2 separate regions of the Homo sapiens genome follow, and region 2 is linked to region 1. The links are chromatin loops, found by intact Hi-C in ENCODE. Cell type or tissue: PC-3. All regions are shown on one strand. Links, peaks and the distances in the headings refer to the core of each region. The heading gives the core; the rest is flanking DNA. Region 1 holds the start of LINC01594 (long intergenic non-protein coding RNA 1594). Region 2 has its middle 17 kb from the start of SULT1C2.

What was found. A loop is a pair of places that touch in the nucleus more often than their neighbours do. Peaks named below come from ENCODE experiments on the same cell type or tissue, not always from the same donor. Only the 100,000 strongest peaks of a DNase experiment are listed, where the experiment ranks them.
Region 2: a loop joins it to region 1, with 3 times the contacts of the local background. A loop is called at or near these places in 2 of 110 quality-filtered maps.

What each region holds. Positions count from the first base shown.
Region 1 is chr2:108,213,609-108,218,995 of GRCh38, forward strand. It overlaps LINC01594 (long intergenic non-protein coding RNA 1594), which reads right to left and starts at 4,233. Exons shown (of 5, transcript NR_131251.1): 1 at 4,087-4,233. In PC-3, for the core only: a CTCF peak has its summit at 2,242 (motif pointing right); DNase peaks (open chromatin) are centred at 2,283 and 2,553; H3K4me3 peaks cover 793 bases; H3K27ac peaks cover 940 bases.
Region 2 is chr2:108,268,818-108,274,204 of GRCh38, forward strand. No RefSeq gene overlaps it. Among named protein-coding and RNA genes, the nearest start is that of SULT1C2, 17 kb to the right of the region's middle. In PC-3, for the core only: no CTCF peak of the experiment used is centred there; a DNase peak (open chromatin) is centred at 3,334; H3K4me3 peaks cover 872 bases; H3K27ac peaks cover 1,415 bases.

The DNA of each region.
Region 1 (5,387 bases), core at 299-5,298:
CTTTGGAGGAGGAGAGGTGCTCTGATTTTTAGAGTTTCCAGTTTTTCTGCTCTGTTTTTTGCCCACCTTTGTGGTATTATCTACCTTTGGTCTTTGATGATGGTGATGTACAGATGGGTTTTGGTGTCCCATCTGTACACCTTGATGTCCTTCCTGTTTGTTGGTTTATGTTCTAACCGACAGGACCCTCAGCTGCAGGTCTGTTGGAGTTTGCTAGAGGTCCACTCCAGACCCTGTTTGCCTGGGTATCAGCAGTGGTGGCTGCAGAACAGTGGATATTGTTGAACCGCCAATGCGGGAAAAAAATGCCAGACAAGAATTTTATATTCTGCAAAACTAAGCTTAATAAGTGAAGGAGAAAAATGTCTTTTCCAGACAAGCAAATGCTAAGGGAATTCATCACCATAGGACTGGCCCTACAAGAGATGCTTAGTGGAGTTCTAAATATGGAAATAAAATGATGATATCTGCTATGAAAGCACACACAAGCACATAGCCATGGACACTGTAAACCTCATTTACAGTGGTAAACCTGTAAACCTTCCAGTTCAAGGAGAACTACAAACCACTGCTCAATGAAATAAAAAAGGATACAAAGAAATGGAAGAACATTCCATGCTCATGGGTAGGAAGAATCAATATCATGAAAATGGCCATACTGCCCAAGGTAATTTATGGATTCAATGCCATCCCCAATGCCTATAAGAAAGGCTCCAAAGGGGTCATTAAGAAATGGCAGTTAAGGTTAAAGATGTTTAGAATGTGTTCAAGAGTAAAAATTGATTTGGAGACTTCACTTGGAAGTGTTAATAGCAAAGACTTGGAACCAACCCAAATGTCTAACAATGATAGACTGGATTAAGAAAATGTGGCACATATACACCATGGAATACTATGCAGCCATAAAAAATGGTGAGTTCATGTCCTTTGTAGGGACATGGATGAAATTGGAAATCATCATTCTCAGTAAACTATCGCAAGAACAAAAAACCAAACACTGCATGTTCTCACTCATAGGTGGGAATTGAACAATGAGAACACATGGACACAGGAAGGGGAACATCACACTCCGGGGACTGTTGTGGGGTGGGGGGAGGGGGGAGGGATAGCATTAGGAGATATACCTAATGCTAAATGACGAGTTCATGGGTGCAGCACACCAGCATGGCACATGTATACATATGTAACTAACCTACACATTGTGCACATGTACACTAAAACTTAAAGTATAATAATAATAAAATAAAATAAAATAAAGAAATGAAAGTGGGACATCGCTACTGATTTCATAGAAATAAAAATGATTATGGAAGAATACTATGAACAACAGTACATGAACAACTTGGATACCCTAGATGAAATAGACAAGTTCCTAGAAACACACGATATACTAAACTGACTTGTGAAAGAATAGAAAATATGAACAGACTCACAGCTAATAAAGAGAACAAAGAAAAGCCTAGAGCTAGATAGCTTCAGTGGCATATTCCACTGAACATTTAAATGCGAACAAAAACCCTCTCAAACTCTTCAAAAAATTGGAGACAGAAAAATACCTCCCTCATTCTATGACTCACCTAGAATAGTGAAATTTATGGAGAGAGAAGGTAGAAGTTACCAGGGATTGGAGGAGAAGGTAATAGAGACATTTTTAGTGAGTATAGTTTCTGTTTGGGATAATGAAAAAGTTCTGGAAATGGATAGTGATGATGGTTACATAACGTTGTGAATGTACTTAAAGCTACTTAATAGTACACTTAAAAATAGTTAAAATAATAGTGAATTATATGTTACGTATATTTTACAATTCTTAAAATAAATGTAATCCTTGTGGTTGTTACTCCACTACCACAGAATACACACACACACACACACACACACACACACTCCTTCAGAAAAGGAATACTTCAATTTTCTAAATTTTCTGTCTGATCACTCAAAATACTTTGATACTATGCCAAAATATCAGGAAATTTCATGTTTATTGGAATATAAAAATGTAATGAAAACTTTAGATAGTAATTGAAATGCTCTGGTATTTAACGATGTGTGTGACTTTTAAAATGTGTTTTTGATAGACTCTGATAATTTTATAAAACTACACAAACTCATACGAATTTTTCCATGCTGTCCAGTAATCGATTGATTGCTTCTCAGTCCAAATTCACTGTCTGCCCTCTCTGCGAAACTGAATCTGAACCCTTTCAATATTTTTCCTTTGCCAGCTGCTGTGATGTTGAAACCTTGTCAGCAGAGAGCACTGGAGAGACATTGTGGGAGGAAAGAGTTTTGCTTCCTGGTTCAGGGTTTTCACTGGCCAGGCTCCCGTGGTTCTTCTCCACTGTGCCAGCTCCTCTAGGTCCCACTCCTGCAGCACACATGGCTTCCCCAGGGTTCAGCTCCTGCAGTGGGGGTGTCCAGTGCTTCCCCAGCTTCCTCCCAGGATGGTTTTGTAGTAGGATGCCTCCAGGGAGACACATCCTTGTGAACACCTTCCCCACACCCTAGAGGGTGGATTTCCTGCAAGTTTCAGAGAGTAGAGCAAGTTCTTCCAGAATTGAACCGCAGTAGCTTCTCTGTTGTCCCATGAGTCATGCCACGTCCTCTCCCATAAGGTCTGGGTCTCAGTCCTGGTGGGCATGGGAAGACAGGTTCTTTTCGAAGAGGCTCTTACTCTATCTCAGCCCTAGGGATAGTGGCTGTTCCTTATATTTGATATTCCTATATTCTTCAGAGTTTTACTTCTTACTTGCCAACACCTCGTTACTCCAATCTCTTGTTAGAGTTAATCATTCTCTGTATTAAACTTTTCTTGTTTAAATTAATGTGGTTTCTCTCTCCTCTCTCCCAAAAATCCTGTGTGAGCATTTGAAATGCTTTTATTTGTGATACATATCTTCTAAACTTTCACAGAAATTTGAACATGTTTCTGACATGAATAATTGATTTTGAAATGTAAACTAACATGAGGTTTGCATGTTCTCCAATACTACTACTAATTTTTGAGTTATGTTAAAGATTTACAATAAAACATTCAATGTCCTTCCCAGATAACTTTGTGATTTAGTTCTAAGTTGCTTTATTATTTCCACATGCAAATACGTAATTTATTTCTTTGTCCATCAGCTGTTAATATTTTTGACTTTTTCCTTTTTATATAGCAGGAGATTAAAAGAACGTTTCATAAACACTCAAGTGCACCTTTAAATGCTGGGTAGGTCGAGTGGCATAGTGAAATATAGATATTGAGGAACATTATTATGTGTTTTCGTAAAACTAGACAGTGGACTCATTAGAATAATGTGGCAAAGAAATTTTAAAAATAATCCTTATAAAAGAAACATCATAAAAACAGAGAAAAAGGCTTAAATAGTATTACAGCTTTTATGTTACTTCTGCTTTCTATCTCTTCTTTCTCTGGCTCGCTTCTTAGATAATCTCATTCTCTCACATGGATTTTAAATTTCTGCAACATGGTACCATCTTCCAAATTTTTATCTCCACCTCAGATCTCAACCCTGAATTCCTAAATTGTCAGCCCAACTGCCTACTTCATATCTCTACTTCCTTGTTTTATATACATTTCAAACAGAAAAAGTCAAACCCACAAACCTAATTCACCCACTGTCTTCTTCATCTCAATTAAAAGGCAACTCCATCTTTTCAGTTGCTCAGCCAAAGCTTATTCTATTTCTCTCTCTCTTGCACACTACATCCAATCCATACATCATTTGGCTCTGACTTCAAACTATATCCAGAACATGACCTCTTCTTATCAACATTACTGTGACCAACCTCCTCTGAGTCACTGGCGTGTCTTCCCTGAAGACTTGCAATCACAACCTAATGAATATCCCTCCTTCTATGTCATAATTACCCAGTCACCATATGATCCTAAATGGATCACATCACTGTGCTGATCAAAATGCTGCAGCAGTGCCCCAACCCATTCAGTCTAAGCTGAATTGTATCACGGTCTCCTGTCCTACACCATCTGTCCCCAGGTCCCTTTCTAACCACCTTCTAACCTTTGCACACTCACTTCTCTTCAGACCTAGTGACTTCCCCACTCTTCCTTGAACTCACCTAGTGTAGTCCTGCCATAGAGACTTTGGCCTGGCATTTCCTCTGCCAAGAATGCTCTTCGATCAAACAGCTACATGACCCTCTCCTCATATCCTTCAATCTTTACCCAGAAAGCATCATTTCAGTCATGTCTTCCCTGATCATTCTACTTACAATCCAGCACTTCCTGGTTCCCCTTATTCTGCCCTAATCATTTCCATCACAAGTATCATCTCTTCTAACATACTCTACACTTTGCTCACTAAATTGGAGGCTCCAGGAAGACCATTCTCAGCCTCTGCCCATTGCCCAACAATCACATGGCCAGAACTAGAGATGATTTACAAAGGCAACATTCAAGGCCTCCCACAGGTATCCAGTGGACTGAATCTCAGAATTCTACCAGCATTGTTTTCTCACAAGAGATGCCTAGGTTATGGTTGGATCTCACATGGAAAAATATACAGGATGAGTATTCCCTGGGAAAGAGATTGCCATGGTTTGGACATTTGTCCCTTCCAAACCTTATGTTGAGATCTGATTCTAAATGTTGGAGGTGGGGTCTAACAGAAGGTGTTTGGGTGATAGTGGGAGACCCCTCAGGAATAGATTAATACCCTCCCCAGGAGTGAGTGAGCTCTTGCTCTATTCCTTCCCACAAGAGTTGGTTGTTAAAAAGAGCCTGGAAACTCCCTTCTCTTGCTTCCTGTCTTACCATGTGATTTTTGGATGCACTGACCCCCTTCACCTTCTGCCAGAAGTGGAAGCAGTCTGAGTCCCTCACCACGTGTCCAGTCTTCCAGCCATCAGAATTATGAGCCAAATAAACATTTTTTAAAATAAATTTCCCAGCCTCAGCTATTCCTTTATAGTGACACTAAATAGTCTAAAGACGGGGTGGTGGTCAAAATTCAAGCATCTTTCACCATAATGAATTGAATGTGCTGTTCATTAGTGAGACTCTGAAGACAATCTGACTTTTGACCTCTTGGGTAAAAGGTACACAAATTTAACCTTAATCATTGCACTTAATGGCCAGACTTTTTAAAACCATGAGTTTAAAAGTGTGATTCTTAGGGAGCTAGCCTGATTCCCCCTTAGAATTTTTCATAAGTCACTGTGACAACTGCAAAATATCATCAGCACAAAGACACAGCATAAAAATGAGTTACAAATACACGTCCTTAAAGGAAATAAATTCACTACTTTCTTGTCCAAGATTATGGCTAAAATTACAGCTCATTGGCACAGATTTTATATCTATCTATCTATCTATCTATCTATCTATCTATCTATCTATCTATCTATGTAAAACACTGATG
Region 2 (5,387 bases), core at 243-5,242, 55 kb after region 1:
TGGTTTTACAAATGAATAAATATTGACAAACACCCTAAGCCCAGCTGTAGCTGGAACAGAGCATACCGCAAGACCACCATGCATGGCTGGCACAAACATCCAGGCCCTGGAGTCCTCTCTTCCCTCACAGCCTGCCCCATCAGCAGTGCTTTCTCCAGTCTGTACATCTGGGCTATCTCAGCAAATCGTAATGTCTTGCCTCTCACTGGGTGCTTCAGAATCCCTCCTCAGGAAGAAGAGGCAGTGCTCCTCGGAGACCCCTTTTCATCAAGGAGGGCTAAGCATTGGGCTGAGGGCAGCAGGAGTCAGGGACCCTCCGATGGGTCTAAGATAATCAGGGGTCCTCAGCTGTCTGCAGGCCGCCCTGGAATGCTGCGTCTTTGTTGGCAATGTGGACTGTTTCCAGCAGAGCTGTCTCCCTCAGGGTCATTGCTCCTGTCAGTCTCTGGGCACCACCTTCCACCCAGGGGGCACATTGGGAGAGTAGAGGTGAAGTGGCCATCCCTCCTCAGTGGTGCCCATTCTCTTCCTTCTCGCCCTCCATCCAGCTGGCCCTGACCCATGATCAGTCTCTGCATTTCAGTGACTCCCAAGCACACTGTGGCTTCCACTTTCCTCATTCTGCAGCCTCTTCATAAGAACAATCAACCATTCATGTTCCATATTCACCATAAGCAAAGCAAGAAAGAGAGCCCTTGCCTTTCATGAGATTCTTGGTAGTCCTCTGGGAAATCTGCCTCCCCATGCAGTCTCTCTGCATGTGCCCAGGGCCACCTCATCTTCTTGGGGACACACTCATATGGCCAGGTCCTGGAATTGCCTTACATTGGCAGCTGGTTCTTGGAAACCCCATGGAATGTGTCACACCAACTTCCTTCAAACCCTACCAAGCAGAACTCAGGGATTTTAGTACTTTCTGTAAATCTCTATCTGCCTTGGTTGACCATCCCTGAATTGACTCGTCTGTGCCTTAACTGGGCTTAAGTGAAGAAAGTCCAGTCAGAGCAGAGCATGGGTTGAGTTCATCGGACACAGAAAACGTGTCCGAGCTTCCTTCTACCCCAGCTGACAAAGGCAGCCCACCTCAGTCGGCTCAAGCTGAGTTTCTGGGTCAGCTTGCGCTGGATCTTATGTAGATGAATGAGAAGGCTCCTGAAGATCCGTATTTGTGAAGATAGGGGTCCTGGGTGAGGATTGCATGGGAGTCCCAGAAATCCAGACATCATCAGACCCTCCCAGCCTTCTTCCCAAAGAGTTCTGAGGAGCACTCCCAACAACAGGAGCCTGTGCATGGTAAAGGGCCTGCCTCCCTTTGAAACTTGTAGGGGAAGTATGCCCAGCTCTCCAAGCCAAGGGAGGTCCCAGGCCACCACAGCTCTCATGCTCCCGAGGCAGGAGTTTTTCCTCCACCCACCTTCCCATCTGGAAGCACCTCCTGGGAAGTGGTGTACATATTGTGGTCCCAGGAATAAGCAGGTGGGCATAGAAGAGACCAATAGTATATGTGGGCCATGATGGCAAGGACCATAAAGTAAGTGCAGGTGCAGTTTTCAGATGGTGACCTGAACATGGCCTCCAGCCAGAAGATAAGGATCAAGAAGGGTTATGCATGGCTGATGGACAGCTCTCCACCTGTTAGGTCATCCCCAGTGTGCAGCTGGATTGCTGTGGGCTTTTGGGTCATTGGGCCTCCAGGAGCAGTCATTAGTGATGTCCACTCACAGAGTTCAGACCTAGGTACAAAGTTTAGCAGAAAAAGGTGGACTAACTGACTAGGGTTTGGTCCACCCCTAGGTTTAAAACTCCAGAGTCCAGCATGTCCCTAACCAGAAGGCCACTGGCTGCCCGCCTAAGCTCCAAACTGATGGAGAACAGCCCCGACCACCACCAGTACCCACCATGGAAATTAGGGAACAATACGGGTGCAGGGAGAGGCAGACCAGGCCGGCTTCCGACAGAAGACTCAGTGTAGAATCAGTTGCAACAGCCATATAAAAGTTAAGATGCCCTCCCTAGCAACTCACGTGGACATGAGCCCAAGAAACTAGCACAAAACATCTCCAGTCATGCCCCTTGAGGTCCCAGGGACCTTGATTACACCCTGGTTGTAATCAAGCAGGAAACTGCAATCAGTCACAGCACTTTGGCCTAACTACACGCCAGGCTGAATGTCCAAAGGTTGTTCGCACAGGAAAAACCTTAGGAGCATCCTGCTAGGGGCTGGTGTGCCAGGCAGACATCATTGTGAAATCCCACAGTGTGCAAGCAACCTGTGCCATCCTGTATTTGGGTTTGGGTTGCCAGAAGCAGATCCTGGTATGAGGGTTTCTGTGCAAGGGATTTATTTAAAAAGTATTCCTAGGAGAGAATTATCAGTGTGTGGTGAGGCAGGCTGGAGAGGAAGTAGCCAAGCAAGGGTATGGACTTAGCATAGTCCTAGGTGCAGCCTGATCCTCAGGGGGCAATGCAGGGATTGTCCCTACTTGAGTCAGGGAACTGGGCTTTCCTGGGGCATGACATAATCACTCCCTCTGAGAGGCCCCAGGGCAATGTCAGCTCCCATACCTGTGTTCTCTGAGCCTGTGCTCTCTAAGCCTCTGGGCAAAGCCACTCAGTCCCCAAGGTCCAGGCTCATAGAAGAAAGGGTAGGGGATGAGGTGAGGACTGGCAGTGGGGATCCGAGGGCATCTGGGCGGAGCACTAGGAACTCAGCTTCATTACCAGGGAGCATCAGTGAGGATGAACCCACTTTTGAATCCCACATGAAAAACCCAGCACTGTGTGAGTGCACCAAGAACCTTGAGCTCTGTATGGTTGAAAAGCTTCCTTCTGAAGTTGGAGCTGGTAGTTGTTGAATACAGGGTGCACATGGGGGCTGAGGATGGTGATGAACTACAGTGGTGGCACATGTGGGATTGATTGATCTGCCAGCTCAGCATTGATCTGTGAGCTCTGCCCTGGTCTTTGCCAGCCAAGCTGGAGGGCCTTCAGCCTTAAGGGAAGTCCCCCTTCTTATCCCACCACACCCTGCTGCCCTGATATGGAGAATGGCTACTTAGGTAGGAAACCCTAGAATGTGAGATGCAACATCCTAGCCCCTTTCCATGGGGCAGGGGGTATGGGTCCAAGCCAGGAGGGTCCTAGGACAGGGTGTTTCCTACTCAGGGCAGCAGGCCCTTCTGTAATTGAGAGACCCGGGGTCAGAGTCACAGAAACGAAACGAAACGAAACAGAAACAAAGATGGAACCTGAGACCCGGAAGCTGGAAAAGACACTCTGGGGAGGGCCCGAGGCATGTCTCATGACTAAAACACAACACTGAAGGCACAGGGGATGCGAAAGGAACAGGAAGAACAGGAAAAGTAAACAACCAGAAAGGATTCCTGGGAAAATGCCTGAACACTGAGCTATGATGATGACAAAACTCATAGACAGACTTGCTCCACTTAAACTAAAGGCACAAAATAATGTTTGTTTTTTGGGTATATTAAATGGATCTTTACTTAATTTCTGAAAGGAAGCTGAAAATATAAAACTGCTATACTTTTCCACCTGACACTGAATATTATAATGAAATCTCTGATTGTGATATATCGATGATAGATAGATAATAGATATAGATATAGATATATACAGACAGATGAAGAACTGTTTTTCAGTGTATTTAGCTATGTAAGTACACCTTGATGCCTGCACGCCATGGGATTTCACAGAGATGTCTGCCTGGCAATCAGCTCCCAGCAGGATGCTCCTTAGAAGACTAAGCGTTTGCCTTGGCAAGAAGCCTTTGGACATTCAGCCCGGTGTGCGATTATGCCAAAGTCGATCTAAAGCTGAAAAACTACTTGGAAATAATAAAGCAATCTCAACACAAGGCTTTACATAGTGTGCCTGTGAAGGTCTGTGATCAAAAGCCTTGAATTTCAGCCTTGTTTCCGGAATGTTGTCATAAATGTTAGTCGACAATCTATAGAACTGGAAGTCTTTCATTTCTCAGGCACAGGGACCTGACTCATGCTTCTCAAGCACACTTATACCTCTGTCAACCCATCCAAAGGCATCTCACCTTAAATATATTTCTGATTAAGAGATGGGGGTTCAGGCTGGGCGCAGTGGTTCATGCCCGTAATCCTAGCACTTTGGGAGGCCGAGGCAAGCAGATCACTTGAGGCCAGGAGTTCAAGACCAGCAATGGTCAACATGGTGAAACTCCATCTCTACTAAAAGAAACATACAAAAATGAGCTGTCTGTGTTGGTGGGCACCTGTAATCCCAGCTACTTGGGAGGCTGAGGCAGGAGAATCGCTTGAACCTGGGAGGCAGAGGTTGCAGTGAGCCGAAATAGCGCCACTGCACTCCAGCCTGGGTGACAGAGCGAGACTCCATCTCAAAAAAAAAAAAAAAAAGAGAGATGGGGGTTCTTTGTTAAAAAAAAAAAAGAAAGAAAGAGAGAGAGAGAGAGATGGAATATTATAACCTTCCAACTTAGTGGGAGATGGAAATAAGAAAACACTGTAAGGATCCTTCCAACCTAGAGCCTATGAACTTGAAATGCAAATGTGAATAGATCATCTTCTCCCTTCAAAAGCTCCAAATGGAACCTCTATGTGATTTGCTCCCACATCTAATTCTTCAGTTCCAAATATTCTGCAGGATTATTATGTTTTCAACTGCCTAGCAGATCTTCCCACCTCCACAAGTAATATCCCTCCATAGTACCTCAGTGTTGGAAATGCTTAAAATGACCCTCTTCGTGCTGCTGCTCCTTCTCCTCCTTAACCATTTATTCCTTGTAATTTCTAATTTCCAATTGCTGTTTATGAAAATCAGTATTTTATTGGGTATCTTTCCCCTTGATGTCCAGTAACTTAAATACTATGATATAAAAGTAATAATACTTAAGCATTATAATTTAAAAGCAATACATCTTCTATTACTTGATGGGGATGAGAGAAGGAAGAAAACAAGGACTTTGCTTAATATACATTTATATAACACATTCATAACAAAAAATACTCATGACAATTACAGCCCTCATTTCTATAAACGGTTGTGTGGTCATACCTGATACTTATAACTACCTTCTTCCATTACCCATTCCATATTCCTGTGCTTCCTACAAACACCTCAGCTAGTCATGCACCATTACCTGGTGAGGTTACCCAAGCCTTCATCCTGAAGGATCTGGACCATAAGTAGTCCTGCCCGAATTCAGCTGTAGTTTTCCATTGAACTTAATCACAAGGCATGGTATACAAACACTCAAAGTTATCTCCTGGATTCCAGACATCCTCTTGCTTGTTTCTATTGTGGAGCATGGGGGCCATGGACATTTGGGACGCTTCTTCATGTAACTTACTTGTGCCTTTAGAGCCTGCTCAGGCCCA